3 separate regions of the Mus musculus genome follow, and all the other regions are linked to region 1. A link is a loop called in an ENCODE intact Hi-C map of the cell type or tissue named here. Cell type or tissue: heart. All regions are shown on one strand. Links, peaks and the distances in the headings refer to the core of each region. The heading gives the core; the rest is flanking DNA.

Region 1 (10,070 bases), core at 1,209-9,208:
AATAAATGTGGAGCCATTGGTGGTAGTGGGGGTGGGGGGCACAAATAAATACAAGGCTCCTTAGGAATCACTCATAAAATGAAATAAAGATTCGTCGTCACTGTACAGAGCCACCTCACCCTCTTTGATGGAGAGACTGGGAAAGTCCTTGAAGAGAAGGCCATGACCACAGTTGTGTGGAATTAGACGAAGCATTCTTGGGAGAAGACAGAAAAGTTCACAATGAGTAATGGTAGATGTAGGGGCTCAAATGCAAAAAGATTCTGCTTTAGTCATTCGACAGATTGGAGTCCAAAATGTAACAGCCAAGTGTAAGGTGTGAGAGGTATTGTTCTTAAGAGTATATCCCTCAAAATAAAGGAGAGAAACATCCTGTGTGTGCTGTCTTGCACTCATTGGACAACACGTGGGATCCTCTGCTCAGTTAGAGGCTCTAGACTGCAGCAGAGATGACAACAAAAGGATGCTTAGAGGAGAGTGGTGGGAGTAGGGAGTGTGCGCCTGGAGAGATGTGCCCAGTGTGGGCAAATGACTATGGGATGGTGACAGAGAAAAACTGTAGGCTTTGTGTATTTGTTTTGGTTTGTTTTAGATGAGATATTACTATGTAGACCCAGCCAGCCTGGAATTTGCTATGTTGACCAGGCTGGCCTCTGCTTCCCGAGGGCTGGTTTGAAGCTGTTGTTTTGTTATGTATGACTGATTCCAAATGCTCCAAGATCTGATGGGTGGAGGTTGTAGGAAAACAGACTTGGATTCAGCATTAAAATGCTGCTCTCTTTTGCCTTTCTATAAAACCTTTATTTACTTACTTGTTTATTGCTCTTGTGAGATGCATTTTCTTTGCTTTTTTTAAGACAGGGTCTCATGGAGCCTGGGCTGGCCTCAAATTCACTGTGTAGCAGAATATGACTCCAAATTCTGACCCTCCTGCTTCCATCTCCTGAGTACTAGGACCACGGATGTGCACCCCCATGTGCAGATGCGACAGTGCTGGCAATGGACCCGAAAGCCTTATGTGCGCTAGATGAGCTCCATTCCCACCGAGCTCCGTCTGCAGCCCTGCTCTTCCTTTCTTCTTTATAAAGAAAAATTGTAATAAAAGTTTCAGCTTCTGATTGCAGCCTCTTAGAGTCTTTTGAAATTTATTACCAATAGTTTCAAAAGGGGAGACCAAAAAAAAAAAAAAAAAGAAAAAAAAAACCCAAATGCCCTAAGATCCCAACATGAGCACTTTGATGTATTAGTAGCACCCTGCAATTACAGCAGACTTGCCCAAAGGGCAGCAGTTCTCTATCAGCAGAGATAGCCAGGCCATGACTGGACAAGCACTCCATGGGGCTGATGCAAGGGTGGGTGGTGAAATGCCTGATTAAAGGGCTGACCAGATAACCTCTGGGCTAGCTGAGATCTGGTGATACTTGATCTGGAAAGTCTCATGATAAAGTATTCAGGAAAATATTTCTGGAGCAGAGGAGCAGGGTAGGCCAGAGACAGGGAGATTGGGGGCAGAGATAACAACTAGCTAAGAGGTGTCTGCTCTGAGGGCTACAGCTAGCTTTTATCTCTGTTCTCTTTATTTGAAATTCGAAATCACGCTTTCAGAGATATGGCCTCGCTAGCCTAGGCAGCTTACTGATCTTGCCCCTGCTTAAGTACTTCCAGTCTCAATCTCTCAAGGCCATTACAGACTGGATCTTCTCAAACTATTCTGAAGTCCCTTAGTGGAGTCCAAGTCTGTTTCCCATATTACCTTCCTTCTTCTCTTAACAACCCCTGTTTCTGCAGCAAAACAAGGTGACTCCTTCTGCAAACTGACCCCTGAACCAGCACACTCACTCTGTCCTTCCCGGCTCCAGGATAAACAGCCGGAACACAGTGCTTCCCCAGCCCTCTCACGTCTGCATTCTCTTTTGTTCCAGGTTGCGAATGCCTTTGTAATGTCCAGGTCCTAGCTCAGAACAATCCTCCACACTGGCCTACTATGCACAACAGAAGGCAGAGCTCCCTCCTCACCCTCAGCCCTTGTAGAGCTCAACTGATTAGCGTTTGAGGAGCTAATGCCCAGAACTAGTGAGCACAGAGTTACCTCCAACCCTTGAAAGCATGCATGAAGATGAATGGGAAATCATGTCTCTCTCCCGAGGGTTGAAGCGTCTGCATTTGATGAACTGGGTTCTGAAGATGTATATTTCATTTCATGGCAGCCCTTTGGGAGCTTTCTGACAGCATGGCATTGTGAGTGAGTGAGTGTGTGTGTGTGTGTGTGTGTGTGTGTGTGTGTGTGTGTGTGTTACTGGGGCTTGAACCTTGAATGCTAAGCAAGGGCATTCTACCTCTGAGGTACATCCCTTAGCCACCAATACCTCATCCAAGTCATTAGTTCTATGACGGGGCAGAGGTGCAGATGACTCAGTTGAGCACGGCTCTGAACAGAAAACCCAAGTTCAGTTCTCAGCACCCACATCAGCTGGCTCACAACTGCATACACAGACTCTCACACACAAATAAAACTAAAATAAAACTTTAAAAGGGGGTAGGGGCTAGAAATGTGGCTCATCAATTAAGAGCACTGGCTTCTCCAGAAGACCCAGGTCCAGAACCCAGTACCCACGTGACAGCTCGTGCTCGTCTGTAACTCTAGATACAGGGGACCTGATGACATAACAGAAGCGCACAGACCTACATGCACATAAAAAGAAAATAAATAAATGTTAATTAAAAATAAACAAAATTGGGATGGTGAGATGGCTCAGTGGGTAAGAGCACCCGACTGCTCTTCTGAAGGTCAGGAGTTCAAATCCCAGCAACCACATGGTGGCTCACAACCATCCGTAATGAGATCTGACTCCCTCTTCTGGTGTGTCTGAAGACAACTACAGTGTACTTACATATAATAAATAAATAAATCTTTAAAAAAAAAAGTTTAAAAAAAAATAAACAAAATTATCGGCACAACCAGCACATGGTGGCTCATGCTTCTAAACCTAGTACTTGGGAGGCTGAGGCAGGAAAGTCTTGAGTTCAAGGTCAGCATGGGTTACACAGTGAGATAAGATGCTACCCCCATCCCCAAATTAGATAATTTGATGATCCATTGACTACTTGTCCAGGCTGACTAGTTATAAATGCACATTCTTGCCTGCTTTACCCCATATCTTCCCCTTCATATGCACATCGATCATTTTAAATCAAAATAGGATTTCACTGAAGCACTCTTTGGAAATGGGGGCTCTCTGGATGAGCCCTCATGGTTTCAGACTCTAGGAAGGAGTTTCCAGACAAGAATGTAGACAGACAGTTGGAAGAACTAGAAAGGGGGTTAGAAAACCTGCCTTCAGTTCCACCTCTGCCTCCTCCCAGTTGTCTAACCCTGGACAAGTTGCTTAACCTGTCTGTTTGCTCATCTGTAAACTAGAGAAGATAAGACCTACCTCACAGGGCTGTCATGAGACTTAAATGAGAATGTATGTGGATGTGCTTGGTAAAGTGTAAGCACTATGCAAATATAACACTTTGTTCTGCTGATTCTGAGGATACCAGGGCCCAACTGTTTTCATATTAAAAAAAAAAAAAAAAAGACCTGGTCCTTGCCCTTGCTCATGCATGATTTTGTCGAGCAGATTCACTCATGAAATCATAAAGTACAAGAACAAGACACAGGGCATTCGTGTCACAGTCACTAAGAACAGGGAGGGAGGGTCCACCTAGGTGTTGTGACACATACCTGTAATCCCAGAGCTCAGGAAGTAAAGACTGGAGAATCCTGAGTTCAAGCCCAGTCTGGGCTACATGTCTTAGAACAAACAAAAATCAAAACAAGAAAGAACCCCTCCCCCCCCAAAAAAAATGTGTGGAGAGTCCATTAGACTCAGGGACAGCCCACCCCCCCAAAAAAAAATGGTTCCAGGCATAGAACTGTAGGAGTCAGAAATGTGACCACAGCGCTGGGAGCAGTTATGCCTGACAGGAAGGGGCAGTGGAGTGGGTCAGTCACATCCCAGTGATTTTAGACTGTGCCGCTCTCAGCATGCCCACGATGCGAGCCTTCTGCATTTCACTAGATGGGAAGGCAGAATCTGAGCAGAAGCTAGTTTGAGAACCTAGTTCTCATGTGTGAGTTTCTCTGACTGACTTCCTTGAAGGAAAAAAAAAACACTCTTCTAGGGGGTGAAGGCATCTATAAACACAACTAAAAGAACACCTTTGTTCTTTTTAAGAAATATTTTTAATTACTATTTTATTTGTGTCTCCATATGTGTACATCACTTTCCTGTGTGGTGGAACTGGAGTTACAGACCATGTGGTTGTTGGGAATGGAGCCCAGGTCTTCTGGAAGAGCACTCAATGCTCCTAACTGTTGAGCTACAATCTCCACCCTCCTTCTTTTTGCTTAAAAAATAAATCTGCTTTGACTTTGAATGAGAAATAACTGCCTTTTAAATTTTATTTATTTTTAATTTTTTCACACTCCAATTGTTACCGGACTCCCTGTCTGCCCTCCCACAGTTCCTCGTCCCATCTCCCCCACCCCTCTAAGAGAATGTCGTCCCCTCCCCAGCACCCCCACCCCCACCCCCACCCGCCCGCCCCTCCAGGCCTCTCCACTCCCTGGGGCCTCAAGTCTCTCAAGGGTTAGTCACATCCTTTCTGACTGAGGCCAAACCAGGCAGTTCTCAGCTGTATATGTGTCAGGGGCCTCAGAGCAGCTCGTGTATGCTGCCTGGTTCTCCAAGCCTTCTTTATCTGCAGCTGAGAAACACGTTTCTGGAAGGAGCAGGGACTATGACTGTATTTCAGGGAGCCTGATCAGCGTTCCAACAGTTGGACACAGAGATGGGTGAGAGATGAAGCTTCAGCTGGAAGTGGCTCCCTGAAGGATGATTGTCCATCACACCTGAAAAGGCTTCTTATTCTCCAGTTCCATGTAGGGAGCAAGGCGTAGGAAAATAGTTCAAGGGCTCTCAAGGTCCATTTTCCAAATGGCTTTTTCAGAACTACTGTTGGGATCTACTGCCACCTGGTGTCCAAGATAGGATAGAGCAGGCCCCTTTCCTGCCTTTCCAGCACTCAGCCTAGCTTTGTTCCCTAATGGGTCGCCAAGACAGATGCTGTTTGGGATATGTGGAAAGCAAAAGAAAGAGCGAGGGCAAGTACTGCTTTGAGTGTCGCAGATGCTCTTTTCTATGTTGTCAGGATTTCCATTTCTCCAGAGTGCCTCTGGGAATGTATCTTTTTCTGGAGCACTACAGGATTGGGTTTGCCACACCCTCTTCAAACTCTCCACTTATGCACTCTCTCATATGATGACTTGAGTGTCTGTAAATCTCTAAGCCAGACCCAGGAAATTGCCCGTAACCTTTACAGTGAGCAAAAGAGTCTGCTTTTCCATGAACTCAGGCTTAAGTGATGTTTTCCTCCTAAATGGCCTAGAGTTATACTTAGGATTCCTGTAGCCCCACTAAAAGGCTGAGAGATAAGCAGATGTTCCAGAAAAGTCCATTCCACAATGTGTTGTGAAACTAAACCTGGAGAAATTAGAGCCCAACTGCAGTCCCGGATACCCAAGAGGCTGAGGCAGGAAGATCACAAACTCAAGACCAGCTTGGATAACAAAGAAAGATCCTGTCTCAAATTTAAAACAAAAGCCACTGACTGTTCTGGTGAATCCTCACAGTGTGATAATAGAGAACACACAGGAGTAATAGCTTGAATGGCAATGACCGAGTTGAGCATTGCAAGACTGAGTTAAGGAAGATGGTACTCTTTCCACCACAGTCTCCAATCCTAGGGATTCTTCAACCTTGTTTCTGTCATAACCCATCCCAGGCTTAGACTTGAAGGCTCTTCTGTTTGTTTATAAATTCTGGAACAGCTCTCAGTTTATACTCTAAACTAAAGAAGGCAGTTCTCAACCTTCCAAAAGCTGCAACTCTTTAATGCAGTTCCTCATATTATGGTGACCCTCAACCACAGACTTATTTTTGTTACTATTTCATAGCTGTAATTTTGCTACTGAATTGTAATGTAAATATCTGCGTTTTCTGATGGTCTTAGGCAACCTCTGTGAAATGGCTGTTTGATCCCACAAAGGGGTCAAGACCCACAGGTTAAGGACTGCAGATATTGATGAGATTATTGATGGAGAGGGTACATAATTGCAGAGGGAAATGAAAATAGCAGAAAGAACAAAAAAGAGAGAGAGAGAGAGCCATCTTTACGGTGTTTTGATTCCTAGAAAGCTGCTTTTTTATTTGCATAGGCTCCAACTCTTCCCTGGTTCCCACAAAACGGGGGTCCATGAGTAAAGGCCCTTTAACCATACTCGCCAAGATGTGGACAAGTCCCTTTTTATCTTTCAGTTAAGATACTTTTCAAGCCTGGTGTGGTGGCACATACCTTAAATCCCATCACTCAGGAGGCTGAGACAGGCTGCTCTCTGTGAGAGGCCAACCTGGTTTACAAAGTGAATTCCAGGACATTGAGAGCTGTGCAATAAAGAAAACCATGTCTCAAAAAATGTTTCTTTTGGTTTTTCAAGACAGGCTTTCTCTGTGTAGCCCTAGCTGTCCTAGAACCCTCTGTAGACCATGCTGGCTTGGAACTCAAGAGATCCACCTGCTTCTGCCCCCACCCCTCAGTACTGGGATTAAAGGCGTACGCAGGCGCAGCTCAAAAAGACCCCCCCTTCCCTTTTGAGATAGGGTATCTCCATATTGCCCAGGGTTTCCTGGAAATATGTGGACCAGACTAGCCTCAAACTCACCAAGATCCTCCTGCCTCAGCTTCCTGAGTGCCGAGATTAAAGGTATGGGCTACCAAGCTTGGCAAGGGAACAAGAAAACTTCCCAAGTAATGTTTGTGGGTCACCTCATAAACAACAACACATTTTACACAGATTGACATATTTTATCTTGTAAATTGTAAAGTTTTAAGATTTCTGATCCTGAATTTACATTGAACCTATTCAAGGAACTTAATCAAATCAACTTTTCCAAACTAGAGAGGGCTCAGGCATTGGACCTCACTCACTACCTGGAGCTAAGCCTGGCATGGACCTTTAGGGATTAAGAGTGGTGGGCAGTGAGCAGGGTGTGGTGGCGCACGCCTTTGATCCCAGCACTTGGGAGGCAGAGGCAGGAGAATTTCTGAGTTCGAGGCCAGCCTGGTCTACAGAGTGAGTTCCAGGACAGCCAGGGCTACACGGAGAAACATTGTCTCGAAAAACCAAAAAAAAAAAGGTGGTGGGCAGAATCGGCCTCCCTTCCTGGTCTCCCAAGCCTGTCAAGACCCGGGTGGGTGCTTTTATTTTGTCAAGTGCTGCCCTCCTGTAGTTCCTCCAACCACTCTAGCCCAGGCTTCGTCCACCCCTTTTCAGGCTTGCAGAGGGGGAAAAAAGCCCAGGGAAGACCCCGCCCTTTCCCAGAGCTGTACGATGTGTTTAGAATATGGCTGATAACTAAGACAAATGTGCTTGCGAACTGGAAAAAAAACAACTTGGAATCCTGACAGCTTTCTGAAAATCCGGCCCCATGATGGCCGTCCCTACTCTTTCTTAGCTAGTCTTTCGTTTTAGTGCTCAAAAGTGGCCATGTGACCTTGACGGCAAACGCCATCTTCCTGCCAGGGGGCCCTGCGCGCGTCCGTAGCCTTGGCCGCCGCCAGCGCCCAAGCTTTTCGGATCTCAGCAGCTTTAGACCGCCTCCCAAGACCCCTTTTCCGGTCTGCGAGGCCTGAGAGACTCTCAGATCATTGGTGGAGAAAGTATGATTGACACCATCCCTGTCTAATGACTGGCTACCTCTTTTCCCGGCTCTGATGACTAGTTCCGCTTCCTTTCCCCGAGTCTTTTTGATGACTCATCCCTCTGTCTGCGCTGCGCAAAGTGGCCTTTCCCGGCCCCGCCCCTGCTGCCCGCCACCCTCCGCCCCCGCCAAAGAGAAGGAGCTTCGGGAATTTTATCTGAAGGCGCGCGCGCGCCCGCGCGCCCCCCTTCTCCGCCCCGCCCCCCGCCGCCGCCGCCAGCGTGCGCGCGTGCGTGTGTGTGTGCGTGTGCCTGTATGTGTGTGTGTGTGTGTGTGTGCCTATGTGTGTGTGTGTGCCTATGTGTGTGTGTGTGTGTGTGTGTACTTGAAGCTAAAACACTTATTTCCGCACAGGAAGGAGTCTCATTTCCATATAAGGAGCTTAACCCCTCACTGTCCTTTGAGGTTTCTGTCTTACTTGTTGGAGGCCGGGGAAGGAAAAATGATTGGGAGGGGGACTGCCTCGGCTTCCACTTCAGCCCCAGATCACAGGGGGCTGCCTTTGCTCCAGCTGCCAGCCACTCTGAGGGAGGAGCCTGGAAAGGTGGAGTTAGGTGGAGGCTTTCGGATCATTCTGTAGGTCTCTGGGGACATACGTGTCAATCATATAGGACAACCTTAACAAAGATTGTAATCCTAAAGAGGAATCCAGCCTTCGGTAGATAATGGAGAAAACAGAGAGCCCAGGCAGAGCGAAGAAGCTGCTGGATTCAGATGAAAGGATGGATGTCTACCTGAGCCAGGGGCCCTATGTCATCCATGCTCCTGCGTGCCCTTACAGCATGTTTTCCCCGACTGGGTTAAATGAAGCCAGAAGCTGTGTAAAGGGAGCTGGCTACACTTGTCTCCTTTAGGCTGCTTCCTGTAGTCTCGTTTTGCTTCTTCATGCTCAGACATCACTTCTCCGCCAAGTTTCTTATCCCACAGGTAAAGCTGCCTGAAAGTAGCAGTGTAGCCTAGGGTTTCATAGGCTCTGTGTGCAGTAAACACCCATAAGCCTGAGTATTGCATCAAAGAATGGAGATTTCCGAACCACATACACTGAGGTGTGGTGGTTAGGAGGGGGCTGAGTTTTTATCTTCCATCTCTAGTTCTCCCTGTAGAGGTCCCCTGGCTGAATCCCACCCACCGTTCATTTGCATTGTCCAGGCTCGACCCTCTACCTTCTGCATGGAATAGCCAAGGAACAGGAAAGAGGCAACATGTGTTTTGCCCATGCTGGGGTAAAGGGTCAGTGCAGACACAAATCCTCCTTGGCTTTTGTTTCCGATTTTGACCATTTCAAGAATCAGCACACGAATGGTGGAAATTTAGACTTTTCCCATTGCGCTGATAGGCTGTGTGATCCTCTGCCGGGATGCTGGGCTGTGGTATAATCCCCCTGGCAACTGGAATATTCTACTAGGAGACGTGTACCCTTGCCTAATGCTATCAACTGCTTCCAGTTTCTCCTCTTTATTATAAAGCGTTTCTCCACTCACTGCCTTGCCTTTGTTAATTTACCCACGGTACCTGCTCTGATGGTCAAAGACAACCAGGGCTGAGTGACACTGAAGATGTAGAAGGTTAACACATGATGGATAAGAGAATGGGGAGCAGGCAAGTGTGAAAAACAGGCAGTCACAATGTTTTATACTGTCCACATATCTGGGAGTAGCGCTAGTGGGGAGGGGCGGTAATCACAGTAAGTATAATGATTGTGGTACTTGTCAGTCTTAGATGTTTCTAGGCAGATTGGGAACTGCAAGGCCATTGGCTTTCAACTGTAAGAATTCCTAGAGGATGTTGCATTTGTTTTAAATATTTACTAATTTGTGTGTATGCTCACATGCATGCGTGTGTGTATGTGTGTGTGTGTGCGTGCATGCATGCCATTGCACAGATGTGGAGGTCAGAGGACACCTTTAGAGAGTTCGAGTTCTTTCCTTTTACCATGAGTCTCTAAGGGAAAGAACGAAAGTTGTCAGGCTTGGTGAAAAGTGCCTTTAGATACTGAGCCTACTTGTTTTCCAAGATGTGATATTTAAGAAATAGCCCAACAGAAGCTGGAAGGTGGGTTGTTAATTAAAAGCACAATCTTGCCAGGCATGGTGGCGCACGCCTTTAATCCCAGCACTTGGGAGGCAGAGGCAGGTGGATTTCTCTGATGCCCTCTTCTGGCCTCTTCAGGTACTGCATGCACATGGTACACAGGCATACATGCAAGCAAAACACCAATTCACACAAAAATTTTAAAGGGGATGGTGGTGAAAAGATCATCAATTA
Region 2 (10,070 bases), core at 1,409-9,408, 76 kb before region 1:
TGGCACATGCCTGTAGTCCTAACAGTTGGGAGTTGGGAGGCCAGAGCTCTGGAGTTAAAGGTCCTCCTCAGCTACCTACTGAATTGCAAGCCAGCCTGAGACATATGAGACCCAGTCTCAAAAACAAAAGAAAAGAAAAACCCGCAACTGGCACTAGAGAGATGGTTCAGCCTTTAAGAGTAATTTGTTACTCTTGTTAAGAACTCAGGTTCCATTCCTAGCACCCACGTGGAGGTTTACAACCACCCATAACTCCAGTTCCACGAGATATGGTGCCCCTTTCTAATCTCTGCAGGCACCAAGCACGAATATAGTACACATACATATGTGCAGGCAAAAACTCACACATAAAGTAAAATTAATCGAGACTTTTTTTTTAACAAAAGAGAAAGAAAATAGGGAAAGAAAGAAGAAAAGCAGGGAGAAATAGTAATAGATTTAGCTTATTTAGTTGTGTATATTAAGTTAGATGATTTGTGTAATGCTCTTAGCAAAGGCTTAATACTTAACAAAATCCAGTAAATAGTACTCATTAATATTCATGTTGTCATTATTCAACTAGTTCTTAACATGACACGGATGACATCTTTCCCTGTAGTTACTAACCAAAATCCTATAAAAACTCTAAGTGAGGTTCATGTGTTTTTTCAGAGCTGAGTAGGGTAGCAAAGACATGGAAAAATGTCTGTCTTCATCCAAATTAATAGAGCAAGTTTGGCAGCAGGCTTAGGGGTGGCACCCAAGTAGAAGAGTGGGTGGTGGCAGCAGTAACAGAGGGCAAGACAGCCAAATACCTATGACCTTCAAGAGAGAGAGAATGTAGCAAATGGGACATTTGAGAACATGGACTATAGGACAAAAGCCTTTGACTCCTAGGCCCTGCTATGTCTGCTCATCCTTTAAAATGGCCTATTGTTGGTCCTCTTTCCTTCCCAACACCTCTTCTGTTTTCCACTGCCACTTTGCTAACTCCATTTGACATGTGTGTGTGTGTGTGTGTGTGTGTGTGTGTGTGTGTGTGTGTGTGTGCGCGCGCGCGCGTGTATGTATGTGTTTGGTTGGTTGGCTTGGCTTGATTTAGTTTGGTTCTGTGCACAGTCTCCCTATATAGCCCTGGTGGGTCTAGAGCTAGCTATACAGACCAGCTTAGCCTTAAACTTGCAATGAGTGATCCTTTGGTTTCTTCTTCCTAAACACTGAGGTTTCAGACATATGCCAATATGTCTGGCTTGACTAACATTTTTTCTAACATTCCCACAGCAATGAGATAAGTTACCCTAACCTTTTAGCTTCAAAATTATGGTGGTGTTTTTTTTTTTAAAGTCATCCCACTAATCCTGGTCCTACAGCATATAGTGTATATAATACATATAATATAACATATATTGTATAATGTGTGTATGTGATATATGCATCTATACATATATACATATACACACATATGCATATATGTATATACATATATATCCAAGGTTATGCCAGGCATGGTGGTGTATGCGGTTAATCCAAGAACTTGGGAAGTAGAAGCAGGTAGATCTCCATGAGCTTCAGACCAGCCAGGAGCACATAGTTATACCCTTTCTTTAAAAAAAAAAGGGGGGGGGCTGGTGAGATGGTTCAGTGGGTAAGAGCACCCGACTGCTTTTCTGAAGGTCCGAAGTTCAAATCCCAGCAACCACATGGTGGCTCACAACCACCCGTAATGAGATCTGATGACCTCTTCTGATGTGTCTAAAGACAGTTACAGTGTACTTACATATAATAAATAAATAAATAAATAAATAAGGATATACTTTCATCTTGTGATAGCTTAACAAAGTTCTGTTGATTAATGGGAGAGTTTACAGTTTGATGAGGGTGACAATAATACTTCCATAAAATAAAAGGTCGCATAACTACAAGAATAAACACAAGAATATAAACCAAGTTCATAGAGGTTCAGGGGGTACAAAATAATAAAGTCATCTGTCAAGTTGGGCTAGTTGAAGAGAGTTTCTGTGAGCACTCAAGTTTTGGCATTTGAATTGGAGATTTAAGGGGGTGATGAACGTGAATTAGTAGAGAGGTGGACCTTTTCAAACAAATAGACAAAAGGCAACAACGGAAGACATAACTCAAACCAGGACAAATTCCTACGCCACCCTACCATTTTCACATCTCAGCAACTCTACATGATCTGACACCACACCTGTTTCAATTGAAGTAGAGCTCTCTGCAATGTAATGGCCACTAGACTTTTTTTTTTTTTTTTTTTTTTTTTTTTTTTGGTTTTTGGTTTTTGGTTTTTCGAGACAGGATTTCTCTGTGTAGCCCTGGCTGTGTCCTGGAACTCACTCTGTAGACCAGGCTGGCCTCTGCTTGTCTCTGCCTCCCAAGTGCAGATTTAATCTCAAGGTAGGATTAAAGGCATGCGCCACTACTGCCTGGCCACACTAGACTTTCTTGGCCATCGAATTTGCTCTATTCATGAAGCACTTATGAATGACTACAGGAGGAAGGAATTTACGCAGAAGGTATTTACAGGCATCATGAGCAAGTATTTCCCATCTCCTTATTCTAGATCCCATGTAGGAATATAGGGCCTTCTATATACCACCAAAATTTTCCACAGGTAGGGGACAAACCCATGTTGGAGAAGGACAAAAGAATATGGAGGGGCTAGGGAGATAGCTCAGTGCTAGCAGTACACGCATGAGGACCTGAGTCAAATACCTAGCATTCACATAAAAACAGGGCTTACAGTATGTATCGATGGCTTTGAGAAGGAGGCAGAGACAAGAGAGGCTTGCTGGCCAGCCAGGCCAGCTGAATCAGTTAGCTCTGGTTTAAAAAATAAGGCAGAGAGTGAGTGATAGAGAAGGCCTCTGGCCTTCACACAGAGCTATACACAAATGTATACACAAATTCACATGCACACATACACACACACTGAATATATACACAATACTTTTTTAAGAATATGGAAAATCAACAGGGTTTCTCATACCATGAGCAGACTAACATCACTTTGAAGGCCCAGTGTATGAAGATGGAGAGGGGAAAGGGGAGGAAAATATACCCATTAACAATTCAAATGGTAAACAACTTAAATGACAGTCACTCTAGAACCTTACTAGGTAGCAGAAAAATTGCAATATGACCAGGCAAAGAAATATGTATTTATCTAAAATTTGTTAAATGTCTAAGTTTAATAGGCAATTCTTGATCCCATTTATTCACTCCTTTGACCAACATATACTGTGACCCAGAGCTGAGGTCACAGATACCTGAAACTTATTTCTGCCCCCAGGGGCTCATAGCTTATTGTAAGGGACAGACGACCAAACAAATATGACTTGCAGCTCTATGACATGAGCTTGCCAGAGGTGATTTAAAATGCACAACGGGGACGACGTGCTGGACCTGAGGAAAACATGGGGTAATGGATGGGATTTTTCCCCGAAATGGAGACCTGAGGGAATAAATGATAAGAGCAATGAGTTAGAGGCAGGAAGACGAGACTATCAAGGTCATCCTGTGTTGCACAATGAATTTGAGGCCAGCCTGGCCTACGTGAGACCCTATCACACACACAGACACACACATCCAAAAAGTATGCATGGCTGGAGAGATGGCTCAGCAGTTAAGAGCACATATTGCTCTTACAGAGGACCTCAGTTACATTTCCAGCACCTAAGCACGTAGCTCACTATTTGCCTGTAACTCCTGCTCCAGGGGATCATGGCCTCTGGCCTTCCTTCTCAGGTACTTACAGTCATGCACTCACGTCCACATATGTCCACATAATTAAAAATTAAAAATCAAAAGAACGGATGGTGGTGGCACAGGCCTTTAATTTCAGCATTCGGAAGGCAGAGGCAGGTAGCTCTCTAGAAGATGGAGGCCAACCTGATCTACATAGTGAGTTTCAGAACAGCTGAGGCTATACACAGAAACTCTGTCTAGCAAAACTAGACAGGGATTGGGGGGAAGAAGATTTCTGTTAAACAACTAAACAACAACAATAAAAAGACAGAAAGAGGATGCAAAGGGAAAGTTATTATAAGGTGGAAGCATTTCTAGAAAATAGGGGGAAACTACAGCTGGTTCAAACTTAGTGTGCTTAGTTGAAAGATGGGGCAGGAAAAGTGTAACTTGAACCTGAAGAGCTTTCCTAGAGTTTGAACATTACAGTACTTTGGATTTTTAGGCCCACCTGTTTCCTTGTGTAAATCACTTGATCTCTGAGATCATCTGTATTTTCATCTATAAAACAGATATAATAGTGGTTAACCATACCTTGCATGGTTAAGTGAGCTGTAAGTGAGCTAATTTTGATATGCTGGTTTGAATAAGAATGCCCCCCATAGGCCCACTAGGAAATGGCTTTATTTGAAAGGATTAGAAGGATTAGAAGCCGGTGCACTGTTGAAGAACTTAAACCCAGTCATAATGTCTCCATTTAGAATTTGGAAGTAGCAAGTTACAGAAGTGGAAAGGTGACCATCAGTGTGGCTGAGAAGGTTAGGTAGACCCAGAACAGCCTCTAACCAAATTCAGAGCTTAAGAGTAGGGATCGGGGATTTAGCTCAGTGGTATAGCACTTGCCTAACAAGGGCTAAGGCCCTGGAGTCGGTCCTCAGCTCCAGAAAAAAGACAAAATAACAGAGGTTAAAGGTAGCTAGAGGGTGGAGGTATAGGTGCAGAAAGAGATTAAAAAAAAAAAAAGTTCAGTTGGAGACATGTTGAATGAGAAGCCATTGAAGATCAGAACAAGGAGAAGATCAGTATTTCAGAGGCCTGCATAGCTGACAGAGGAAACTAGCAAGACTGTCTGTGAAATGTACATAGAAAATGGAGAGAGTGCACCATAACCAATGAACACTGTTTGTTGTTACACAAGCTTCCCTCTCAACTCCCCAAGTGAGTGTGTCTTATTTTCTAATCAGATCCCTACTTGTTGATACTCTTTCTGCTTCTTATAAGGGCAATACATTTTCACTTTGCTTTCTTAGTGAAGGATGGGAAAATCTAGCGTCTTTCAAAACGATCTTTTGGGCGACCCCGAAACTCGAGGAAGTGGGTGAAAAGGGAAGGAATGAGGAAAAATATTTTTAAGAAAAGAAAAAGAGTCCGGGACGACCTCTAATCATTAAAGTTCCACCTCCCCACATCCTGCCACGCGCCGCTCTCCTGCGGCCGATATCGGACTCCTGATCGCAAGGTAGGACGGGAGATGTAGTCTTCGAGAACGACCAGGGTGGCACGATTCGAGAACTCAGTTTCCCAAGTGGCTCCTGAGGCGCGTGCGCAGATGGCTGCCCCAGCGAGTGGTAAACAGAGACGTCTGGCGGGGGCTGCTGCTTGGAGCAAAACAAAAGGGAAACCCGGGGGGCGGGGGGTGGGGGGGTCCGATAGGGGATTCAGTTCTGGAGTTGGGGAGGCTGGGGCCGCAAGAACCTTGACCCTCTCAAGAGTGACCTGGAGGGAAGAGGCGAGGGGAGGGAGAGCCAGGGGAGGGACAAGTGACGCCCGGGAGCGGGGCGTGGGGGAGGGCAGCGATCCGGGTGGAGGAAATTTGGGAGGAGTGTCCGGGGGGCAGCAACTTGAAAGGGGGAGGGAACTTCGCTGAGGAGACGTTCGGTGATGGGAGCGCAATGTATGAGGGGATACGGTGCCTCAGGTTTAAAAGAGCAGGAAGCTGAGTGAGAGGGTGCAGAAAGTGCCTTCGCTAGGCGGAGGTTACAGGTGGTGCCTCAGAGCGCTACTCTGAGGCTGCAGCCCGGACTCCGGAGGGGATCGGAGAACGGAGTGAAAGGGACAGTTTAGGAGCTAGAGTCCGGAGACGAGGGAGAAGTTCGTGACTTTCTGAGAACTGGAAAGAATGTGTTTCCCCCCTTGGGGGAGGCATGGTGAGGGACTGTGGCAGGCTCCACTGATCGCTGAGCTGCAGAGGTTCGACCCCACGTATGGATCCAGAGAATAAGAAGTCAGCCACAGGGGCTGCCGCGATCCTAGACCTCGATCCCGACTTCGAACCCCAGAGCCGTCCGCGATCCTGCACCTGGCCCCTTCCTCGACCAGACCTCGCTACGGAGCCACACGAACCGTCCGAGGTGGAGCCCAGTCTGGGACAGAAGGTACCCACGGAGGGACACTCCGAACCGATCCTGTTGCCCTCTCGGCTCCCAGAGCCGGCAGGGGGCCCCCAGCCGGGAATCCTGGGGGCTGTAACAGGTCCTCGGAAGGGAGGCTCCCGCCGGAATGCCTGGGGAAATCAGTCATATGCAGAACTCATCAGCCAGGCCATTGAAAGCGCCCCGGAGAAGCGGCTGACACTCGCCCAGATCTACGAATGGATGGTCCGCACGGTGCCCTACTTCAAGGACAAGGGTGACAGCAACAGCTCGGCAGGATGGAAGGTAAGTATGACTCCCTTACCTTCACGCCATCCACCCTTGGACCCCTCTAGTTACTCTCACTCCGGGGCCCCCCATTACCGCCTTTCCACCCCTTTGGAAAGCCCAAAGATCCACCTTTAATCTTCAGTTAGACAGGCATTTACTTAGTACATAGTATATACCACACTCTGAGCAGCTTGAAGCAGGAGGATCGGAGATGAATAAGACACTGTCCCTGCTCTGAGGAAAATCGAATTCTCTACTCGCTACTCAGCACTTTGGCTTGAGCTGCTCCAAACATTTATTCCCACAGAGAAGTCTTTATCCTATGTACAGCAGGAACTGTGTGGATTCTCCACCGGCACCTAGCCTTCCCTCCTCCCTCCCCTCCCACCCAACACCTTTTGGCCCATTCCTGCGGGATTACTCGGATTCCCTGCTCGCCTCCCAATACCTCAGTGAACAGAACTGTTCTACGATTGCTCTGCCCAAGAGGGAGTGGGCGGTGAAGGGGGGCAAAGTGGTTGGTATCCATGGGGAAAGGTAGCGACCTTGTGCACTAAGGAAAGAGGCCCGCAAGCTGCTATCTGCCTCAGTTTACCTTCTCCTGACGAAAATCCTTCCTTGTAAGGCGCTCTCCAAACTCACGGGGAAAGTCTTTGTTCAGGAATACTACTCATGGAGAAAGGAGGTATCATATAGCTTTGACTTTCGAGTCCAAGTTGGTCCTTGGTCTTTCTTGAAGAAACTGGGAAGATCTCAAACGGTAACTCTGAAAACTTCGCCAGAGAAATACGGACTCTAATCACAAAACTAAGGAGGGTTCAGCCCGTATCCATGCCTTGTATCTCTCTCTGTAGGTGGTTTGTGTTAGTGTACCAAGTACAGCGGACAGAATGGACCTTCACGTAGACGTTAGAGTGAGGGAGCAGATCTACAATGTGCGGAGGGGCCAGACTGAACAGAAGATGGGACAGCTGACCGAGACCCTTGGCGCTATTTCTGGGTAGACTGCCATGCCACAATCTGAAGCTCACAAAGAGCTTCCCTCCTTGGACGCAGCCTGCACAGCTGTTTTTCTTTTCCCTTAAGTTGATTTTCCAGGGTAGAATGACCACGAGTGCTTGTTACACTGGGAGTAGTCCCTTCTTATGACTTACACGTAACACGGCCTTTAGAGTTTATGAAGTCTTTTTTTTTTTCCTCCCCTTTTGATTCTAGGAACTGAACCCAGGGCCGCATGGTTGCCACTAAGCTAAATCCATAACCGGTGAAATCTAAGAATTTTTTTTTCATTTAGTTAGTCCGCCTTGGCAGTTCGGAGTCCACATTTTGCATCTGAGGAAATGAAGGCCCAGGGAGGTTAGGTAATGAGTCTACCCTCAAGATGAGGACTTGAGGACAAGCTTTGCTACAGACCCTGCTTCTCTGAGGAAAGCGTGGTTTGCTTTCATTGCCAAACCTAGTCAAAAGGGGGCCACAAGCTCCCAGAGTGTCCCCCCTCCCCACGCAGGAAGCTTAATACTTCCCTGGTGTTGTGCCAGGGTCACTCCCACCCCACCAGGGGGCGGCACTCACTTGAACAAGAAAGCTTAAGTTAGGTGACTTTGTGAACAGTTTATCTGCACACATACATGTGCGCGCGCGCGCGCGCGCACCTGCGCACCTGGAAACTGACCTCTGCCACTTGCTTGTACCGAGGCCTCCTGGAGAGGGGTCATAGGTGGAAGTGTAGCTCAGTAGTGAATTCCTTTCACAAAATATGTCTCTGAGCTTGACCCGCTGCAGCCGCCGTGTGCATGTGCTCACACTCGCGAGTGCGCGTGTTCGCACATGCGCACACAGAGACCCCCACCCCACCTCACCCCTACACACACACACCACATTTACTTCACTAGACCCAGAATTAGAGAAAAAGAAGGGAGGAAATCACAGAGCTAGAAGACACAACTGTGCTCCGTTACTAAGAGCCAGGGGTGATTGGATCTGCACAGAGTCAAGGAAGTCTTGCTAAAGGAACTGGCACAAGAGGCTGCTCAAGCCATGCTCTTCAAGAAAAGGGTCACCTTTTTTTTTTTTTTAACCAGTGAGCTAGAAGTGGTTTCCCGCTGTCTCAAGCCTGTTTCTTAGGGGCTCCTAGCATGTCTGAACTTCCTCCTGAATTTATTTCTAAACTAAAGAGCTCCATGCGGGAGGGGAGGTCAAATGACCTTTAAGGTAGAGCAATTATGCTCAAATTCTTAGAAGACTTCCAAGGAGAAAAACTGGGAAGGAGCGGGTGTGTGTGTGGGGGGGGTGCGGGTGCGGGCAGGACTGATGGAGGTACATCAGACACCATAGACCAACCAGTAAAAATAAAAATAAGTACCGCCAGAAAGAGGCTCAGGAAGTATCAACGTCCATCTTGCACCCTGGGCTACTAGGGGGCAAAGGATATATTAATGTGCATGTCAACAGTAAAAGAAGAATGAATAACAGGACCCAGTACCCAAGGCACTGGAGTTGGCAGAACCTCAAGGGAAGCCTTACTATACATCTAGGGCCTACCTACCAGTTGGACATATAGGGGACAGTTGCACATAATCTCACCCAGTCTATATGGCATTTATGGTTTCATGTATGCTCTTGCTGTCCTGGAACTCACTATATAGTCCAGGCTGGCCTCAAACTCAACAGAAATTCCCCCTGCCTCCCAGGTATTAGATTTCAAGGCCCAGTGTGGGATCTATTGGGGGAGAGAATGCTCTTGAGCCTGGCAACTCTGTGTACAGTCCCTTGTCTCCCACCTCACTCTACCTCTCCTTCCTGGCTTTGACAGGTGATGCTCCTGTTGTGTTCCAGCCTCTCCTTAGATTAGACTGCTGCCCACCACCCTCCGCTATACATATCTCACGCCCCTTTTCTACTATCTCTCTCCCATCCAGAACTCCATCCGTCACAACCTGTCCTTGCACAGCAAGTTCATCAAGGTTCACAACGAGGCCACTGGCAAGAGCTCTTGGTGGATGCTGAACCCCGATGGCGGCAAGGGTGGCAAGGCACCCCGCCGCAGGGCTGCCTCCATGGATAGCAGCAGCAAGCTGCTCCGGGGCCGCAGCAAAGGCCCCAAGAAGAAGCCGTCTGTCCTGCCAGCTCCACCGGAAGGTGCCACGCCAAGGAGCCCTCTGGGCCACTTTGCCAAGTGGTCAAGCAGCCCTTGTCCTCGAAATCGAGAAGAAGCTGATGTGTGGACCACTTTCCGTCCACGAAGCAGTTCAAATGCTAGCACCGTCAGCACCCGGCTGTCGCCAATGAGGCCGGAGTCTGAAGTGCTAGCAGAAGAGGAAATGCCAGCCTCGGCCAGCAGCTATGCAGGGGGGGTCCCTCCCACGCTCAGTGAAGATCTAGAGCTACTGGATGGGCTCAATCTCGCATCTCCCCATTCCTTGCTCTCTAGGAGCGGTCTCTCCGGCTTCTCTTTGCAGCATCCTGGGCTTGCTGGCCCCTTACATAGCTATGGTGCCTCCCTCTTTGGCCCAATAGATGGGTCTTTGTCAGCAGGAGAAGGGTGCTTCTCAAGTTCCCAGTCTCTAGAGGCTCTGCTCACCTCTGATACACCACCACCTCCTGCTGATGTCCTCATGACCCAGGTAGATCCTATCCTGTCTCAGGCTCCTACACTTCTGTTACTGGGAGGAATGCCTTCCTCTA
Region 3 (10,070 bases), core at 996-8,995, 550 kb before region 1:
TGCACCCCTCCTAGTGAACCCCGAGGCCCTGGAGCCCAGCCTATCGGTGAGTGCACCACTGGTTGGCTCAGTCTCAGACAGTTGATCTGGGCTAAACAAGCAACTGGTTTTGGACTGATATGGTTGGATACAAGGGGAGGGATGTGCTCGCTCAGGGTCAGCCTGTCCCCATCTGTGATCTAGAGATGCCTTGTCGTGTGCTTGGGATCTTTGTGGGAGTGGGGAAGGAGTAAACTGATGAGAGGGCAGATGAGTAGGTGGGCAGAAGACACTGAAGGAAGTGCTACTGTCTTCTTTTAGGTGAATGGCAGTGATGGCATGTTCAAGTATGAGGAGATAGTACTGGAACGGGTAAGTTTTCCAGGAGGGAGATTGGGAAACAGGGGGCAAAGTTTACATCCAGGAGAGGGGAGGGCCTAGAGCAGCATTTCAAGACTCACGGGGGAGCCTATACTGAGGGTATGAGGAAACAGGGCCTTCAGAAGCCACATCACTGCAGCTACCAATCAACTCACAAATATTGATCTTGTTGACTGAGGCCTGGAAACTTGGGGTGGGGGTTGGTTTGCTGAGGCCTCTCCACCAAAATGGTGAACATAGACTGAGAAACTGCTAGGTTTCTGATGAATGTGCCCCACCCTTCCCTTGGAATCTGGAGAACCGACTCTGGGATATGGAAGGAGATGGAACCCTCCTGTGTGCTCTCAGAATGAAATGACTGTGCCCTTCCACCCCCTTTCAGGGCAACTCTGGCCTTGGCTTCAGTATCGCAGGTGGCATCGACAACCCTCATGTCCCTGATGACCCTGGCATCTTTATTACCAAGATCATTCCTGGTGGAGCAGCTGCCATGGATGGGAGGCTGGGGTGAGATGGCCTGGAAGCAGGGCTGTGGGTGGAAGGGACAGGATGGAGATGAGGGACAAGGATGACCCTTCCATTATATTGGAGAAGAAGAGGGAAAGGAGGAAGGGAGAGCCGAGGAGAGGGAAGATACAGGCGACAATAGAGGGGCGGCACACACTGTCATGCCTCTTGGGCTTTCCCTACAGGGTGAATGACTGTGTGCTACGGGTGAATGAGGTGGACGTGTCCGAGGTGGTGCACAGCCGGGCCGTGGAGGCACTGAAGGAGGCAGGCCCTGTGGTGCGGTTGGTGGTGCGGAGGCGACAGCCCCCACCTGAGACTATCATGGAGGTCAACCTGCTCAAAGGGCCAAAAGGTGGGGCCCTCCTGGTTCCCGTGCTCTAGCAACCCACCCCCAGCCCCTGGGTTCATGGCCGCCCCATAGGTGAATGGAAGGGAGGGGTTTTTCTCCTGGCATGATTACTCCAGTCCCAGATCCTAGCCTTCTTTCTTGACCTCCGATTTCAATCCTTACTGACCTTGGGATGATAGGATGGTGAAGCTTTTGGAGAGGGCAGAGGGAGGGGATTGGCTTCAAAATGGATGAACCGTGCTAACTTCTCCCTGTGGCTCTCTCCCACTTCCTGCTGGCTGCCATTTAGGCCTAGGTTTCAGCATTGCTGGGGGCATTGGCAACCAGCACATCCCAGGAGACAACAGCATCTATATCACCAAGATCATTGAAGGAGGAGCTGCTCAGAAGGATGGACGCCTACAGATTGGGGACCGGCTGCTTGCGGTGAGATAGCCTTCAAGGGGATGCCCAAACAGTAGGGTAGGGAGGATCAGCTCTGGTAAACCGTCTCACTCCATCAAAACCTCACCTCAGGATAAGGCATTTTGGCAATTTCAAGATCACCTGAGTTGGTCTTACTCAGCTAACAAGGCCCTAGTTTTTTCCCATGGTGGGGCCAACCATGCTTATATATTATCCCTTTAACCCTACCCGACTGGTACCTGTTAGTATGCTGAAAGACCACTCCTTTGAGTGCCCCGGAGAAGTTTTCCCTTCTAAGACCCACCCTAGGGTGTCTCCTCTTCTAGGTGAACAATACCAATCTGCAGGATGTGAGGCATGAGGAAGCTGTGGCCTCACTCAAGAACACATCAGACATGGTCTATCTGAAGGTGGCCAAGCCAGGCAGCATCCACCTCAACGATATGTATGCTCCCCCTGACTATGCCAGCAGTACGTACTCATTGCTCTTTGGCCCTGGTTTCAGTGGAGACGGTGTCTGGCCCCTTTGTTCAGAAAGAACTAGTACTGATGGTATTGTCATAACTGAGTTCAGGTGCCAGCCTTGTGCTTTGGAGTTGGGTGCCCTTGGACAAGACCTTTTCACAACTTTAGTTTTTCTCTTTAGTCCAAATAAGCTAATGGTGTGTGTGTGTGTGTGTGTGTGTGTGTGTGTGTGTGTGTGTGTGTGTATCGCCTTCCTCATAGGACTGGTGCAAGGATTGAGTGAGATCATGGATGAGAAAGCCTTTGGAAAACTATTAGGCTTCAGAGATGTAAGGGATTATTATTATTATTAATCACACCTCTAGTCATGCCTTTCTTTGTAGACTGCTTTGACTTCAGCTCTTTCTAAGACTCACAGGAGTAAGCCTAGGGTTTAGAAAGGGACAGAGGAGGAGGAACCCTGGGGTGAGGGTGGGTAGTGGGTAGAGCAGGGAGCAGTGGCCTAGGGAATCGGCATTCCTTGGTCCTTTTTGTACCTGAGGTAGGATGTAAGGAAAAATCCTTTGAGGGGGTTGGGAAAAAATTCTATAGTGGAACATCTCTGGACACCTCTCTCTCTCTCTCTCTCTCTCTCTCTCTCTCTCTCTCTCTCTCTCTCTCCACCTCAGCTTTCACTGCCTTGGCTGACAATCACATAAGCCATAATTCCAGCCTGGGTTATCTTGGGGCAGTGGAGAGCAAGGTCACCTACCCTGCTCCACCTCAGGTGCCCCCTACTCGTTACTCTCCTATTCCCAGACACATGCTGGCTGAGGAAGACTTTACCAGGTAAGACACTCTCCTGTTCTTTCAACCTAGAGGGGGTGAGAATAAATTTTCTGGCTGTTGACAGGCCTTCTTGTAGTATGGCAAAAGGGCAAGGCCCTCATCATCCCCAGCAGTAAGATCTGGGGCCCTTCTCTGTGAGGCCTTCGGACTTCAGAAACAGAGGTGGCTGCAAGGACGATTACCGCCGTCAGGGGGAGTGCCAAGCAAGTGGCCCAGATCCGAAAATGCAGATCCGGGGTGGGGTGAAGCGTCTAGGGGGCTGAGGAAGTGGGGGCAGCGGGGGTCTTCCTGCCCTGCGACAGTATCAATCCTCTCTTCGGCAGCCATCCATAGTCGCTGAAGAAGGCCTTTTAGCTGACGGGGTTGGCGGGAGTCAGAGAGGCCTCCAAGCCAGCCCGGGACCGCAGGAGGAAGGGTTCCGCCCCATGGTGGTGGCGGCGGGCCGGGGCCGTTGAACTGGTCAGGCCGGCCGGCCAGGGTTGCAGGGGGACAGGTTTGCAGGGTGGGGCCTAGGTGGCTGCTGGGCCAGCAGTGGTGGAGACAGAAGAGTAGGCTGACCCGGGGAGAACCAGAGGAGCCATGGAGACGGCTCGCAAGTTCTCAGGCTCAAGCTTGGCCCTGGGTTTGGGCTCGGCCTCTGCTTCAGCCTGGAGGAGGGCTTCGCAGAGGTGGGCCTGGCCGCTCCGTTCCCTGCGGCCTGGAGGGGATGCCAGGTAGGAAGCATCAACCCCAAGACTCGGAACTGCAAGAAAGGAAGAGGCTCACTTGAGACCTGGGCTTTCTCTCAGGAAAGATGCTTGTACCAAATGAAGATGGCAGGATGGGACAGTGTGCTGGGGAGTCGGGCTAGTTGTATGGATATCCATATGCAGATAATTTCCACTTACCGGGTGGCACTGTGTGTGTGTGTGTGTATATATATATATATGTATATATATATATATATATATATATATATATATATATATATATATATATATATATTCTCCTCTCTTAAGTTTAACCTATTTTGGGACCTGGGATTTCCTCATCCTCATCTATTTCTTCTTCCACACCACCATTGGTCAGTGGAGGCTGCCATGTTGGGGGAAGGTAGAAAGGGACATATAGTTGAGAGTAGCTTTTGGATGGTCAGGGAGATCAACCCAGGGTGACTCCACTGCCCTTACCAGGTTTCTCTTTCAGTCCAGGGCCTTTCACAGAGCTGACTAGAACAGAAGACTCAGGGAAGAAAATGAGGGAGTGGGCTGTGAAGTTTGGGCTCCAGAGTTCTGGATGACGTTTTTGTGGACCTGAGAGTGCTGAGGAATGCCCATTGGGAAATTGACTAGGAGACTTTACGAAGGAGGGACAAGGAACTGAAACTTGGCACCTGGCATAAAAGAGCAGCCAAGCAAGTTTCAGGAGTCAAAGGGGAAGCACAGGGCATCACATTAGAGAAGCCCTTTAGAGTCTTGACTTCCTACAGCAAGTATGGGTTCTGTGCCGGCCTGGTCCTCACAGCATCAACAGTTCCTATCATCCTTTCCTGACTGCCCACTCCACCTTTTCTTATCTTCTTTTATTTCTCTCCAGAGAGCCCCGCAAGATCATCCTGCACAAAGGTTCTACAGGCCTGGGCTTCAACATTGTAGGAGGAGAAGATGGAGAAGGCATTTTTGTTTCCTTCATCCTGGCGGGAGGCCCAGCAGACCTAAGTGGGGAGTTGCGAAGGGGAGACCGGATCTTATCGGTGAGACAAAGTCCGGGTGGGAGGATGGGTAAAAGGGAGGAGGGGAGTCCCTGTGTCCACCAAAAAGTGTTTCTTGGGACGGAGGGAAGGGCTGAGACCTGAAGAAAATGTAAATTGTTTTTATAAATATCTTTAGGGAAAAGAGAACAAGACTAGACTTATGCTGGAGGAAGAAATGAATGTCTTTAGATCTTAACTTTGATTGGCATTTGACTCCCACAAAAATAATTATTACCCCAGAGGTATTGTATCCTTTAGGCCTAATTTGTGGGGACAGGATGGAATTTGTGGAAGACCAATCCAAATAGGCTGAGAGATAGGCTGTACATCCTCTTTATAACTGCTATGGGGGCGGGGGGGACTCTCTCTCTCTCTCTTGCCTTTGAGGTAGCTCACAACTCCTCTCTTTGGACAGGTAAATGGAGTCAACCTGAGGAATGCTACCCACGAGCAAGCAGCGGCTGCTCTGAAACGGGCTGGCCAGTCAGTCACCATTGTGGCCCAGTATAGACCTGAAGGTAAGAGAAGGGAAGGTGGAGAAAGATGATGAGTTTCAACGTATGCTTAGCATTGACTTCTCCCACCGTCGGTAACAAAGCCATTTGACCAGGTTCGCGATATTCTGGTGCAGTAACCTCTTATTTCCTTTTCCCTCTAGACAGTGTGGTAGCTATGGTGGTTTGGGAGCATCAATCTAAGCAGTGCTAAGATCTTGCAGATGAGGAATGCAGTACTGCAGGAAGCCTGTAGTGGGCAGCAGCCCACGAGAAACACCACTAAGAGATTTTAGGGCAAATGGGAAAGACAGAGGGGGGAATTTAGGGCTCTGAGGCGGTCGTTGGGAATAGTGTGCCCTGGGAAAGAGTAACTCAGTTAGAAGAACTTCAGAGAGTAAGAAATCCGATTTCCTAAGAGATCATGGAGGTCCCACTTATTTCCCTTCATCAAAATAAGGTGATACTGAGCCCTTGGGATGGGGGATTCAGGAATAGAATCACACCCATATGGAGATCTTTGTATTCTCAGCTAGTAGGCCCTCCGCAGGGGCGAGTGGGCGGAGCCGGTTATGCAAACAAAGGTGTTTGATTGGCTCGGGCCAGCGGAGGCCCAGGTGAGGAGGTGAACTGTACGAAGGCGCGCCCCAGCCTGCCAGCCAGCTGGACAACCATTGGTGCGCCGAGCGCGGCCTCCAGCCGTACGCCCCGCCCTCTGACCCAGGCGGAGGGCGACGGGCGCCCCTCCTCCCCTCTCGCCTCTGGCGTCTCCTCCTCTATCCCCTCCCCCTCCTCCCCTTCTCCCCTCCTCCCGCGCGCCCCGCTTTGTGTCCGTGGTCTCCCGCGCGGGACAGAGGGACCGGCCGGAGCCGGCGCTTTCTCGACAACTAGACCTGGACTCCGACTGAGCGCCAGGTGAGGTGGGACGGACGGGGGCCAGGCCCCCTCGCAGTCCCCCCAGTCTCTCCACTGTTCTGTTCTCAGCCTCTTTTCCAACATTCCGCCCCATCTCTGTCCTCTTCCCTAAAACCTGCGCTGTACACCCCGAGGCCCCTTCTCCGCCACCTTGGCTTCCTCGACTGCTCTGCAAGGGGCTCTGCGCCCTCTGAACCTCGTCTAGCTTTTACCTCCGTGCCATCACTTCTTCTCACCCATCAACTGTTGCCCCTTTTCGTCCTAAAGCCTCAGTGCAGCCCACAGCCTCCTTCCTGCTGAGTCCCCAGCTGCCCTCGATCCCTCAGAGGAATTTTAAATCTCCCCCCCCCCCCATGCTCGTTTCTCTCCCTAACCCTAGGAACTCCAGCAACTAGTTTAGGATTTTTGTGTCCCCGGTCTTCTCAAGGCTTTCATTCTTTACCAGACATCTTTCGTCTCTCTTCCCTCTTGTAATCCTGGCCTTTGTCCCCTTAGGGCTGCAGTGCCTGGGTTCCTTGGACACCCAGGCCCTGCAGGCCTGTAAGCTCTGTGGAGGAGGAACCTGGTGCTAACAGGTGCTCTAGTAGTGCAAGAAGAACGGGAGAAGCTAGGATCCCTGTGACAAAGCTAAGAAGGCTCAAAAGCGACCACCTTTGTCCTTCCCGCCCCTCCCCCACGTTAGTTCCATGCCCTCCGAGCCCTAAGAGAAAGGGCCCTGTCACCTTTTCTACCAGGCTTGATGCAAGACAGGAGTGCAGGCAGGATAACTAATAGGAGAGCTTGTTGGTCTAAGATAATTGGAGAGAGAGATGCAAAAGGACACTTCAAATCATTTCTCTCCATGTTTGGCTTTCGGCTTCCTGACAGGGAATGCTCCTTAGGGATATTTTTTTTTTTTTATGAATCAGGCTTATGATGTTTGCTTCTGAAGAGAGGCTTCGCCACAGGATTTTTCTTAGCAACTAATATTTATCATTTTTTTTGCCCTCAATTTAAGAGTAGATTCTGCAAAGGAAATGGCTTCTCAATGCCTGTCTGCCTGTCTGCCTGTTCCCCCCCCCCACACTGCCGTGTGTGTGTGTGTGTGTGTGTGTGTGTGTGTGTGTAAGAGAAAATGGTTATTCTTTCTGATGCTGGGCACATGGAAACAATACTGAGAATTTGCCTGGTGGCAGTATGCTGGAAAACTGGTGACTAAATATTTCTATGACTTTGGTTTGGGGAATGCAACTGGTCTGCATAAAAAGCCGTGAGTGGCTAAAGTCATTCCTGCAGTGGTTCCTGCTCTCTCAGTGGAGTTTAGGATGCAGACTGAGATGCTGTCTGTGTCAGGTCTTTCTACTCCTTGTTGCTCAAGTCCGCCTTTCAGAAATTAGGTGAAGCACCGCGCTAAGCAGTGCCTCCCCAGTCTTATTTTTTCTTTGGTTTGCTCCATACAACAGAGCCACAATAAGCAAAGTTTTTCTTCATTTGAAAATGGACTTTTAGGTGCTGGTATAGATAGGCCATCAAACATTCTTCATTAAATCCATACTTCTCTTAAATTAAATCCTTGTATTTAAGAGTAAGGGTTACATGTGGATAATTGTACAAATACATTAACTATGGCTCTTTGGAGAATTGCATCCTGGTGGCCGTTTGCAAGGTTGAATAATCTAACTTATGTTCATGTGTTGGCAAAAGTGGCAGAGACTTCTGATGTTGTTGGCTAAGCAGCCGTTCATTATTTGGATTTTCTCATAGAATGTGAGCACGGGAGGGGGTCAGATCACACTGTGCATCCCTGCTGTGCAGACTGGAGCTACCCGGGAGAACTAGAACTCAACTGGCCTGAGGTCACTCAGGGAAAGTTGTGGAGGATAAGCAAACTATTTAATTTTGAGGTCCGCTGGGGACACATAGAGTGGTTCTAGCAATGGAGACCTAAGACTAGTTCAGAGTTGAAGGATAGAAGGGAAGAAATAAGAGCTAGGGAACTAGAGAGGGAATGGGGGAAAGAAAGCAGTGGATGGAAGGAGACTGCGGAGGCACCATTCCAGGGCCCCCTTTGACTACATCAGAGTTAGCATGAGAGCTTAAAAATAGCTTTGGCTAATTAGAACAGTCAGGATAAGAACTTTTTTTTTTCTGCCTTTTAAAATGTTTTAAATGAGATATAAGTCATAATAGCATTCACTTCCCACATGTAGGTCTATAGTTCAGTGACACAGAGTTGTGCCTGTGTTGCCGCAGATAAATTTAGAACATTTCATGATCCTCCATTCCTTGGAATACATAAAGAGGGACAAGCATTGGAAGTTGCTTCCCAGTTCTCTCCCTTGAGCATGCAGGCGGGGGGGGGGGGGGGGGGAGGGCTGGGTGGCAACTTAGACATGCTCCTAAAAAGAAATTTTTGGTATATGTGGCTTGCTTAGTGTGGATAATGAGGTATAGAAATTGGGTCTATCTATTGGAGCTTTACAGTGTGCCTAGCACAGGTGCTTTACGAAGTGTTTTCATGATGAAGTTTTGGAAATATTAAATAGAAATAGAAGCAGACTGTTTGGAAATGGGTCTTCTTTGTCACTGGCCCATGGAACTGCAGCAGGCAGGTAGAGATGGCCTTGGCGTTACAGCAGTTTGAGATCCACGCCTTCCCCTGCTTACTCCCTTCCAGCTTATCAACTGACCTAGTGTTTTTGTGGAAAGACCTTTTGTTTTTCAAGTGGAAACCTGATCTCTCAATCAATAATTGAGCCAGAAATGGATCATTTAAAGTAGCCCAACTGGGGACTGAGCCTTTGTGAAGTTTTGTTTTTGGTTTGGTTCAGTTTTAGTTTTGGGTTTTGTTCTTTTACTGGGATGTAAATCTACATAGGGTAGAAGTGTGCTAAGTGAGAGGATTCTCTTTCCATTTTAAGGTGCCCGATGGGCTCATCACAGAAACCCCTCCACATAAGCCCTGGAAGAGCTAGGAAATCAGGGCTGATATCATGAAGGTTCCAAAAGGTTATTTTTTTAAACAGCATTTCCCCACATTTAGGAATGAAAGATGTAAACATAGCTATCCTATCACTATGATCTCTCACGAGGGCAGAGATTAAACTGCATCAAGGCAAAAGAAAGTTTTGAAATTCCTGCATTCCTAAAGCAAGGCTCAGGCAAGGGGAAGATGAATCCTCAGAGTGAAAAGGTGGAAAGAACCTAAATGTCCATCGAACCTAGAATGGGTAAACAAAATACTCTAATTTAGACCGACTTTTTTGTTCTGCCATAAACAGAGTAAAAACTGGTTGTCACAACACAGCTTAACCTTGAAAACATTAAGTAAAAGAAAGCCAGGCACACCTTTAGTCCCACCAACAACTCCAGAGGCAGGCAGATCTTGGAATCCCAGGCCAGCCCAGCTTACATAGTGAGTTCCAGAACAGCCAGGGCTACATAGTAAGACCCTGTCTTAAAAACCAAACAAAGACAACACAAACAAAAAGAAACGAGACATATTAAATGATTTCATTTACATAAATTAGCCACAAGAGACAAATTAATGGAAGCGAAAGACCTAGGGCTCTAGTGAGGGGAGGAATGGGGGATTTTCTCTGTCTCTTTTTAATAGACAAAGACAGGGATAAGCTTTGGGAGAGTGATAGGGTTAAGATACTCGCTTCCTAATGCATCCCTCCCAGGTAGGGCTTGGATGCCATGCAATCTCTGGGCTTTTAACATACTTTGGGGGAGGGGTTCCAAACAGGGTTTCTCTGTAATCGTGGCTTCCTGGGCCCCTACTGTAGGCCAGGCTAGTCTCAAACTCACAGAAATTCTCCTGCTGCTTCCTCCCTGTGCTGGGACTAAAGGTGTGCACCACCACTGCCTGCCTGTCTTTGTGTGTTTTTGTTGTTGTGTTGTTTTTGAGATAAGGTCTCATTATCCGGCTTTGGTTGGCCTGGAACTTGCTGTATAGATCACGCTGGTTGGCAGACCAGACCTTGCTTCTGCCTTCCCAAATACTGGTGGGATTAAAGGTGTGTGCTAC

Evidence for each region. Peaks named below come from ENCODE experiments on the same cell type or tissue, not always from the same donor. Only the 100,000 strongest peaks of a DNase experiment are listed, where the experiment ranks them.
Region 2: a loop joins it to region 1, with 4 times the contacts of the local background. A loop is called at or near these places in 6 of 42 quality-filtered maps.
Region 3: it touches region 1 in a loop (3-fold over the local background); 4 of 42 quality-filtered maps call a loop at or near these places.

The regions. Positions count from the first base shown.
Region 1 is chrX:101,324,841-101,334,910 of GRCm38, forward strand. No RefSeq gene overlaps it. Among named protein-coding and RNA genes, the nearest start is that of Gm31385, 8.2 kb to the right of the region's middle. In heart, for the core only: a CTCF peak has its summit at 5,032 (motif pointing left); a DNase peak (open chromatin) is centred at 7,731; H3K4me3 peaks cover 1,502 bases; H3K27ac peaks cover 2,604 bases.
Region 2 is chrX:101,248,873-101,258,942 of GRCm38, forward strand. It overlaps Foxo4 (forkhead box O4), which reads left to right and starts at 5,656. Exons shown (of 3, transcript NM_018789.2): 1 at 5,656-6,401; 2 at 9,305-10,070. The coding sequence starts at 5,949. In heart, for the core only: a CTCF peak has its summit at 7,941 (motif pointing right); DNase peaks (open chromatin) are centred at 5,269 and 6,139; H3K4me3 peaks cover 2,928 bases; H3K27ac peaks cover 2,868 bases; H3K27me3 peaks cover 87 bases.
Region 3 is chrX:100,771,315-100,781,384 of GRCm38, forward strand. It overlaps Dlg3 (discs large MAGUK scaffold protein 3), which reads left to right. Exons shown (of 21, transcript NM_016747.4): 2 at 1-46; 3 at 301-351; 4 at 743-867; 5 at 1,053-1,222; 6 at 1,509-1,645; 7 at 1,951-2,095; 8 at 2,758-2,917; 9 at 4,493-4,649; 10 at 5,065-5,167. Among named protein-coding and RNA genes, the nearest start is that of Dlg3, 8.6 kb to the left of the region's middle. In heart, for the core only: CTCF peaks have their summits at 3,110, 3,321 and 5,394; DNase peaks (open chromatin) are centred at 3,137 and 5,817; H3K4me3 peaks cover 4,004 bases; H3K27ac peaks cover 1,792 bases.